2 separate regions of the Homo sapiens genome follow, and region 1 is linked to region 2. A link is an interaction called in ENCODE POLR2A ChIA-PET data of the cell type or tissue named here. Cell type or tissue: Panc1. All regions are shown on one strand.

What was found. ChIA-PET counts read pairs that join two places held together with the same protein. Peaks named below come from ENCODE experiments on the same cell type or tissue, not always from the same donor. Only the 100,000 strongest peaks of a DNase experiment are listed, where the experiment ranks them.
Region 1: POLR2A ChIA-PET joins it to region 2 with 8 read pairs; 4 of 35 experiments call an interaction of 5 or more read pairs at or near these places.

Annotation. Positions count from the first base shown.
Region 1 is chr5:55,798,264-55,803,263 of GRCh38, forward strand. DDX4 (DEAD-box helicase 4) reads left to right here. Exons shown (of 22, transcript NM_024415.3): 18 at 163-308. Among named protein-coding and RNA genes, the nearest start is that of IL31RA, 51 kb to the right of the region's middle. RefSeq lists a silencer at 4,779-4,962. In Panc1, no CTCF peak of the experiment used is centred here; no DNase peak of the experiment used is centred here.
Region 2 is chr5:55,866,423-55,871,422 of GRCh38, forward strand. IL31RA (interleukin 31 receptor A) reads left to right here. Exons shown (of 15, transcript NM_139017.7): 3 at 2,369-2,486. Among named protein-coding and RNA genes, the nearest start is that of IL31RA, 18 kb to the left of the region's middle. In Panc1, no CTCF peak of the experiment used is centred here; a DNase peak (open chromatin) is centred at 2,579; H3K4me3 peaks cover 243 bases.

The DNA.
Region 1 (5,000 bases), 68 kb before region 2:
CTTTCACAATAGTACTTGGGTGATATAAGTAACCAACCATCTTATAGCTGTTATAATCTGCTGTCTGATTAATATTGAGATAACACCTACAGGAATTCAGTGGATATTATGGATACTGATGGAGAGGAGGATAAGTTAAAGAATAATCTTTTGTTTTTCAAGGTTGGCTGCAGAGTTTTTAAAGTCAAATTATCTGTTTGTTGCTGTTGGACAAGTGGGTGGAGCATGTAGAGATGTTCAGCAGACCGTTCTCCAAGTTGGCCAGTTCTCAAAAAGAGAAAAGCTCGTTGAAATTCTGCGAAACATAGGTATCTTACGTTGATACATTTTTTTGTCATGATTTTGATTTTTTTTAATGAATAATTTAAAAAATCACTAAAGAATTGTTTGGTCTGACTTTTCATAAGTTTGTTTTAAGTCTCTCTCCCTCTAAAGCTCTTTTATAAAAAATTTTATGATTCAGTTTTCTGGGTAAATTATATAAAAATATGGTCGTTTCTCCACCATTAAGTTTGAAAATAGGAAGGATTTGAGACTTCATTTTAACTATTCCACCAGAAATGTATCTATTTTTTGTTTTAGGAAACTAGAAAGGCTTAGTAGTGACACATATTTACATCACACTATTACTCCATCAAAAGCAGATTGTTTTTCTGTTTCTGGTTCCTAGCTCTTGCTTCCTAAGGCTTCCCAAATTCATAGATTTGAATAATTTTTTTAGCTAAAAGGGGCTTAAGATCTAGTTCTCTTCCTTCACAATATCTGTGGGAATTTTTTTTTCTCCTCTACTCCCCCAATCAATTTTTATTTTTATTATCTTTTTAGAGATAAGGTCTCACTTTGTTGCTCGGCCTGAAATAATTGTGTAGTCATAGCTTATGGCAGCCTCAAACTCCTGGCCTCAAGCGATCCTCCCACCTCAGCTTCCCAAGTAGCTGGGACTATAGGCATGCGCTACCATGCCTAGCTAATTCTATTATTTTTTGTAGAGATAGGGGTCTCACTATTGACCAGGCTGGCCTTGAACTGTTGGCCTCAATCCTCCCACCTTGTCCTTCCAAAGTGCTGAGGTTACAGCCATGAGCCACTGTACTCACCCCAATTTTACTTTTTATTATTTTTAATTTTTTGAGACGGGGCCTTGCTTTATTGCCAAGGCTGGAGTGCAGTAGCATGACCATGGCTCACTGCAGCCTCAAGCTCCCAGGCTCAAGCAGTTCTTCCACGTCAGTCCCCTGAGTAGCCGGGACTACAGGCGTGCACCACCATGCCCAACCAGTTTTTTAGTTTTTGTAGAGATGGGGTTTTTACCATGTTGCCCAGGCTGGTCTTGAACTCCTGGGCTCGAGTGATCCACTCACATTGGCCTCCCAAACTGCTGGGATTACAGGTGTAAGCCACCATTCCTGGCCCAATTTTTATTTTTGAAGTCATTTTTTTTAGTTCGGTTGTTTAGCCTTATTTTGAGACTGGAAGCAAAAATTTTAAATATGTTCATTTTAATACCTTCTCATTACCTCATAGGCTAGGTCTACTTACATGTTACACTTTCTCCATCCACACCCTCCATTTTAGTACTTGCGTTTCAGCTTGAATGTCAGTGTTGAGAGAGAAATGCGAAGGTGGTTCATCAGCTAATTTCCAATAATGAGCAAAAAGAAAAAATGGAAAGGTGACTTAAAAAGCACTTACAGGCTTCTGGTCTTTAATTTGTCCTAAGTTTTATAAAAACTTTTAAAAACCAAATACTCATCTTGAGTTTGAGAAATTTTATTGGTTGGCTTCATCAAATGTTTCATAATATACACTAATAGCATATAAAAATAATAATAGCTATGGGCCACATACTGTTCTAATTATTGGACATGTGTTAGCTCATTTAATTCCCAAAACAACCTTATGAAGTAGATTTTGTCATTATCCCCATTTTAGGGATGAAGAAACAAATATAGAGAGGTCAAATAACTTGTCCACCATAAATTGATGCTGCTAATGCCGAAGAGATGAGCACTATATGGTTTTGCTGAAGTTAGAACATATTTCTAATATAGTCACCTTAAGTTTTTTTTTTTTTTTTTGAGATGGAGTCTTGCTCTGTCACCCAGGCTGGAGTACAGTGGCACAATCTCGGCTCACTGCAACCTCTGCCTCCCGGGTTCACGCCATTCTCCTGCCTCAGCCTCCTGAGTAGCTGGGACTAGAGGCACGTGCCACCATACCCGGCTAATTTTTTTGTATTTTTAGTAAAGACAGGGTTTCACCGTGTTAGCCAGGATGGTCTTGATCTCCTGACCTTGTGATCTGCCTGCCTCGGCCTCCCAAAGTGCTGGGATTACAGGCATGAGCCACTGTGCCCGGCCAAGATTTTTTTTATATATGAGCTTGTGGGATAAAGTTTATTTTGCAAGTAATCCAAAAGGAGAGAGTTTTTCAGAAGAGCTGGTTTGCCCTTGAGAAAAGGTCAATGTATTATATATGAGCACTATTGATATACTTCTGTATTATTTAAGCTGTGAAATATTTTTTTTGGTTTAGTGTTCATAGTTGATACCTTTTTAACTTTGCATGTAATATCCATCCAGTATATCCTCAAATTATATAAATTTTGTTCATATGATTTATCTCCTTTTCTACTCTTTCACTTAATTATGCTATTTTTTTCCTTTTGCCTTTAAATATATAAGTTTATTTCGGAGTGGCATAGCCCAACTGCCTTTTTCATAATTTTAATTTTAAGTCAACAGAGATCAAAGAGTTTATTGAGCTCTTTAGTTACGAAAGGAACCAGTAAGATGTTACAGCTAGTCAAAAGGAGAATTAAAAAAATACATGTATATTTAGGCCAAGCTTGTCCAACCCACAGCTCACAGGCCACATGCATCCCTTTGATGTGGATAGCTTTGAATGTGGCTCAACGCAAATTCGTAACCTTTCTTAAAACATGATGGGGTGTTTTTTTTTTTTTTTTTTGCGATTAAAAAAACATTTTTTTAAAGCTCATCAGCTATCAGTAGTGTTACGGTATTTTATGTGTGGCCCAAGACAATTCTCCTAATGTGGCCCAAGGAAGCCAAAAGATTGGACACCCCTGGTTTAGGCAATTAGGAATGCTAAAATTAATTTAGAGGTAGATGTAAAACTGGTCATTATTCAAATGCAATAATCACATTTCAGGGGAAAACTTTATTTGCATTTTTACTGAGAATCATTGGCATTGCTATCCATTGCAACAGTTATGAAAAAGAATATAGAAGGCACAAAGAGTGTGCTAGACAGTAATCTTTTTTGCTTACTTCAAATTCTTCCATAATTTTTTCTGACAGCCTGTGTCTACCTCATGACCATAATAATCTCAGAGATAGTCTTGATGACAAGAAGTTTGGTCTTATGTTTGGCTTGCTTATTGGCATGGGTGCAGCAAGATTGTTCATTAACAATAAATGGGCCTCCTTAAGTTTGCTGAACAGTATTGACTTACTAAAGTCACAAAATTAACTTTTGTCTGGAAGTTTTCATAAGGAATGTCAGATTGAACTTTAAAAATCCTTTATTATTTGCTATCTAAGGGATAGGAAACTAAGTCTCAGAAACTCTCTCTACTAGGTTTCACCTGCAGTACCTATAAATTGGAGTGAATCTCACTCTACGAAAGGTCCCCCATATTTCCTGTGGTTCCTGTCCTGTCAGGAAGTGTATGACCTTCCTTAAAATCTCCAAGGCTGGGCCATGTAAGCCAAGCACCAGGTCAGCTTATATGGGAGGTCTTTGTAGGCATTGGTTCCATAAGGAAAGCCAACCTTTGTTCCTTAAAAAAAAGTATCTGGTCCTACCTACCATTCCATTTTCAAATACGAAATCCAGGTGAGATGTTAGTTGGACAGGTAACTTGTCCACTTATATCTTGGTTAAAGGAGGCAGACAGATTCTTATTTAACTGTTGCAGGTAACTACCATGAAAACTAAGGAGACTTAGTTAAGAAATCTGAATTTGGGTTGGGATGGGGTGTCAGTGAGATGCGAGATCAGATATGATTTTAGAATGTTTGATTTTAGTTTACAAAAGCAGAGTCTACTAAAATGTGTAAATGACAGCTAGCTTAAGAGGAAAAAAGCCTTCTTCATATATCCAGAAAATAGAATATTAAAATAATATTAACAGTATTGCAAACAAATGGCCACAGAGAGATATTCTCCATAAGCTCATTCAGTCCTTATGTAATTCTTATTTCATTGTATATGTTAGGGATCAGCTTGCATGATTCTGTCTGTTTCTAGAAGGACTAGTCCTGGAAATCTCACTCAGTCCAGTGATAGGGTCTAAAAGTTGTCAAAGCAGTCAACTTTAGAACCTTCTACCCAAGACTCTATTCTTTGAAGTATTAATAGTTCTTCACAAGGCTTGGAGTCTGTCCTTTAGGACATAGACTCTGATCTATAGCTTACAGCACAGCCTTTGGGCAAGCATCTAAAGAAAACAAAAGCTGTCTGAAGATGACAGATTTAATGATCATGGTAAATTTGTTACCGGTAATTGTTAAATATTGAGGGTCTGAGGAAGGTTCATGATAAGAATAATGCTACTGATAAATTTTTTTCTATGACATGCAAAATAAAGGTAATAAAGCCATTTAAAAAATACTAGGCAAAAAATCTGATTAAGCTTATTTTCTTTCTTTTTTTTTACAGTAAACCCTTTTTTTATTATATACTTTTTTAGGGTACATGTGCACAACATGCAGGTTTGTTACGTATGTATACATGTGCCATGTTGGTGTGCTGCACCCATTAACTAGTCATTTACATTAGGTATATCTCCTAATGCCATCCCTCCCGCCTCCCCCCACCCCACGACAGGCCCCAGTGTGTGATGTCCCCCTTCCTGTGTCCAAGTGTTCTCATTGTTCAATTCCCACCGATGAGTGAGAACATGTGGTGTTTGTTTTTTTGTCCTTGCAATAGTTTGCTGAGAATGATGGTTTCCAGCTTCATCCATGTCCCTA
Region 2 (5,000 bases):
CAGGCATTAGTTAGATTCTCATAAGGAGTGAGCAACCTAGATCCCTCACAAGCACAGTTCACAGTAGGGTTCAGCTCCTATGAGAATCTAATGCTGCTGCTGTTCTGAGGCAGGGGTAGGGGTGGGGGCGGGGAGCTCAGGCGGTAATGCTCGCTCACCTGCTGCTCACCTCCTGCTGTGTGGCCCAGTTCCTAACAGGCCATGGACCCGTACCTTGCCCAGCGGTTGAGGAATCCTGCTAGACTACAGCCTGGCAACCTCCCCCGGACTTGCTGTACCTGGTGAAATAGGCTACCAGCCAGATGACCTTGGTGCATGGGACCCATCCGCATGTTTGTACCGCTCTATCAAGAACACTGACATCAGAATTCTTTGCTTTACCTTCCTTTCATTCCCTCCCCATCCCTGCCCCCATATTTACTTGTTAGAAGTGATCAGCTTTTTCCTACTTCTTGTCTGGTAGAGACTGCCTTCCTAGGAAGCGCTAGACCTTCCTTTGATATATAAAGGTAATTTAAGAAGTTGCCCTCCTCTCACAAAAATGCCTGCTTCTTAAGACTATGATCTTTCCAGAGGCTCAACAAAGAAGTTAGTATAAGCCTCAGAGCTGAACATGGCCCTTAGTCTAAAATTGCTCTTAGTTCTTAGTTGTGCATGTGTGTTTGTGTGTGTGTGTTTGTGTGTGTGTGCATGTGTGTGTTTGTGTGTGTGTGCATGTGTGTGTGCATGTGTGTTTGTGTGTGTGCATGTGTGTGTGCATGTGTGTTTGTGTGTGTTTGTGTGTGTGCGCATGTGTGTTTGTGTGTGTGTTTGTGTGTGTGTTTGTGTGTGCGTGTGTTTGTGTGCGTGTGTGTGCATGTGTGTGTGCATGTGTGTGTGTGCGTGTGTGTGTGTGCGTGTGTGTGTGTGTGTGTATGTTTAGGATCAACCCCTTGGTCATCTAGTGAAGTCTATGGGCTGATTCTCAAAACAATGTTTGTAAATGCACAAATAAAATAAATAGCATTACAAAGATACCAAAATATACTGAAATGAAATCATCAAAATATTAATGAAATCATCAAAATATTAAAGAAACAAATTTGTGATCTGGTAATATGTGGTCTTCTTTATTAACACATTAAATAAGAAGACCTAATAATTGCCTTAATTTAGGTCTAATATTAATAATTACCTTAATTCAGAAATAGTGATAATAGTATTTCATATTTGTATTAGTCCATTTTCACGCTGCTGATAAAGACATACGCGAGACTGGGAAGAAAAAGAGGTTTAATTAGACTTACAGTTCCAATGGCTGGGGAGGCCTCAGAATCATGGTGGGAGGCAAAAGGCACTTCCTACATGGCTGCAGCAAGAGAAAATGAGAAAGAAGTAAAAGCGCAAACCCCTGATAAACCCGTCAGATCTCGTGGGTTATTTACTTATTTACTATCATGAGAATAGCACAGGAAAAACCAGCTTCCATGATTCAATTACCTCCCCCTGGGTCCTCCCACAACACATGGGAATTCTGGGAGATACAATTCAAGTTAAGATTTGGGTGGGGGCACAACCAAACCATATAAATATTTTAAGGTACCTGCAGCAACGAAAATATAATATGAAAATATTTGTGATTTATAATGGTGACAAAGTCACAGGCAATGATGCTATTACTGTAGTTTGTTGATTACACTTATGATGGAAGGAAATCCTAAATTTCAACAGTAGGTTAGTGAAAATTAAAGATGTAAATTTTCCCCATTTAAGTTCATGGACCCCTGAATTCTACCCATGGACCCCTTAAAGATCTAGGTCCCTGTTCTAGATGGTAGTATCTGGTTTCCCTATGAAAGTGTGGATGCTATGGGGTGGGGAGCTCTCAGGAGCAAGATTTCTAAGATATGAAGATACAGTTGAAGATATTTCATAAATTTCTCTATTGTACAATCTTCTGGAAAAGAAAATTGTTGATACATATGGTTGAAGTGTGGCATGGTTGTATTCTTGCTTATGCCCACATCATCTGTTACCCATGAATTATCCAGAGTGATTCTACCATTTGATGCTTTACTGAGTATATCACAAATACTTTGTATGTATTTCTTGGTGTTTTAAAAATGCTTGCTGCTCAAATGTTACATTTAAGTAAGAATGTAAAAAGGGATTTCTTAAAAAGTAGAAATCTAGCTCTTGAAAGGGAATAATTAAAGAGATGAAGTTAGATTCTTTCCATTGAACCTGATTGCTAGGTTACACCTAGCAACTAACCAAAAAAATCTAGCTTTTGATCAGCATATTTTCCATTAAAAATGTTCAATGCTGGCAATATTTATTGTGTACTGAAATTTTTGTGTTTGTGTGTGTGTGTGTTTAATTTATTTAGCTCTGCCAGCTAAGCCTGAGAACATTTCCTGTGTCTACTACTATAGGAAAAATTTAACCTGCACTTGGAGTCCAGGAAAGGAAACCAGTTATACCCAGTACACAGTTAAGAGAACTTAGTAAGTACAGGAGCTTGTGTTTTATCAGTCAGGGCATGGGGGAGGCAGAGGCTTCTGATTCATTCATGATTCACATCCCATATGAAGCAAAAAGTTTCCTCAATGACAGCTTCTGGGTGATTACTGTGTGCAGCCAGTGGCTTGTGGACGGGATCTGGAGCTGCAGAGGGAGGGGAGGCATAGCCAGTGTTGACCTCCTCCTGGATTCCCCATTGGCTGAGATGAGTCACCAGTTATAAGCACAGTGGAAAAATCTGTTTATTTACTACACTCAACTATACCCTGCCTCTTTCCAGAATGTGTTATATAAAACTGTTCATTCTTTCTGGATCCAGATATAGTAAGTAAGGTTGTAAACCCAGAACTAACAGGCAATTGACCATGGTCTGCCACTAATTTGCTGTGTGACCTCTGTCAAACACTATTCCACAGGACAATGATTCCCCAATTTTTTTTACTACCTCAAGCATCCCTCTTTATTCCAATTCTGTAGAATGAAAATTTTATAATTTTTAATTATTATTCTAGCCAAAAGCTAGATGTTTTAAGTAAATATTTGCAGGTTAAAAAAAAACTTTTTTTTGAGACAGAATCTCACTCTGTCCCCCAGGCTGGAGTGCAGTGGTGTGATCTCAGCTCACTACAACCTCCATCTCCCAGGTTCAAGCGATTCTCCTGCCTCAGCCTCCCAAGTAGCTGGAATTATGGGTGCACACCACCATACCTGGCCAACTTTTGTATTTTTAGTAGAGACAGGGTTTCACCATGTTGGCCAGGCTGGTCTCGAACTCCGGACTTCAAGTGATCCGCCCACCTCAGCTCCCAAAAGTGCTGGGATTACAGGCATGAGCCACCGTGCCTGTCCTTTTTAACAAAAATTTTTAACATAGCTCATTACTTCCTTCTTGTGAATAATGAATAAGGGGGCCCATGTTGGGAAGCATTGTAAGATGACCTTTAGTCTTTTTCATTTCAAAACAGTCTGTGATTCCAAATTCTTTATTTTTAAGCTAAATCTCACATTGCAAGGGAAGTCCACTTTATGTTTTCAGTGGAAGAAATGAAAAAAACAAGCAGTATTCTCAGCAGCACTGATATAGCTACGAGAACCTATGTCAGAGAGATGCTTTAAAACAGGAGTCAGCAAATTTCTCTTCTAAAGGGCCAGATGGTAAATATAGTAATATTAAGAAGGAGATCGGTCTCTGTCAGAACTTTTCAACACTACTGTTATAGCACTCATACAGCTATAGGCAATATATAAACCAATGGGTGCGGCTGCTTTCCAACGAAACTTTATCCATGGACACTGAAATGTGAATATTATATAATTTTCACACGCCCCAAAGTATTTTTGTTCGTTTTATTTATTTTTCAACCATTAACAGCATGTAAATAGTCTTAAGCCTACAGGCTGTGCAAGATCAAGAGATGGGCTATATTTGACCTACAGGCTGTCGTTTGCTTATCCCTGTTTTAGAAAATAAGCATGATAAAGGCCCAATAACCCATGATCCAAATGACTTTTCTTCCAGATTTGTCAGTTCTAGTCCCAGTGTTGAATATCAATTGCTAGTAGAATGAGAATCTGGGCACCTTTATAGGTTTACTGCTATTTTTCTGTCTTATAGAGACATTTCCCCTCTTCCTCCATCTTTCCCTTTGGGTTGTTATTATTATCACCAGTTGGACATGGAGAAATAGAAAACACCTGGGAATCCCCAGGCCTATACCCAGCTCCCCTTGATGGCCTCAGGCCAGCTAGGCTGTCTAGAACTCCTAGGCCACTTGCATTTTTGTGAATTTATCACCAAGAGGATCTCTTCCAAGCAAAGTGGAAGGGTTTCCCTGTGGATGGCCTACCTGGGAGCACTTTTCAGTAGGTCATGGAATAAGCCAAAAACCTTCTGATGTCCAGAAACAATAGGAAAGAATTTTTCCTGGGGAGTTGGGGATGCCTTCATGGAGATAATGATTTTTGAACTGAGGCTGAAAGGAGGTCTAGAGGTGTGGAAAAGGAGAGAAAGTTTATTTCTCAAAGGTCACAGCATGAATAAATGCAGAAATATTCAACTACAATTATAGTAATAACAGCTCACATTTATTGACTCTGTGCTGGACATTTTAAAAGTGCCTTATGTGTATTAGCTCATTTCATCCTCATAACCCTATGCTACAGATATATTACTGTCTTCATTTTACAGATGAGAAAACTAAGGCACAGAGAGGTTAAAGAACTTGCCCAAGTCACACAGTTAATAGGGGCAAAGCCACGATTCAAACCTGGTCTGATTCTAGAACCTGTGCTTATAACCACGACACATTGCCCTGGAGGCCATTTTTGTGCTGTAAAATAACCATCAACCACTCTTGAGGTCCTTTCTAGTTTCAAAATTCCATGATTCTATGTGTCTATGTCTCCCTGTATGTATTCCATGTGTATATGTCTTCCCACACACCAGCAAACACTGGTACCTTGCAAGGTGGGCCTTCTTTTCTGTTCTCAGCCTGCTT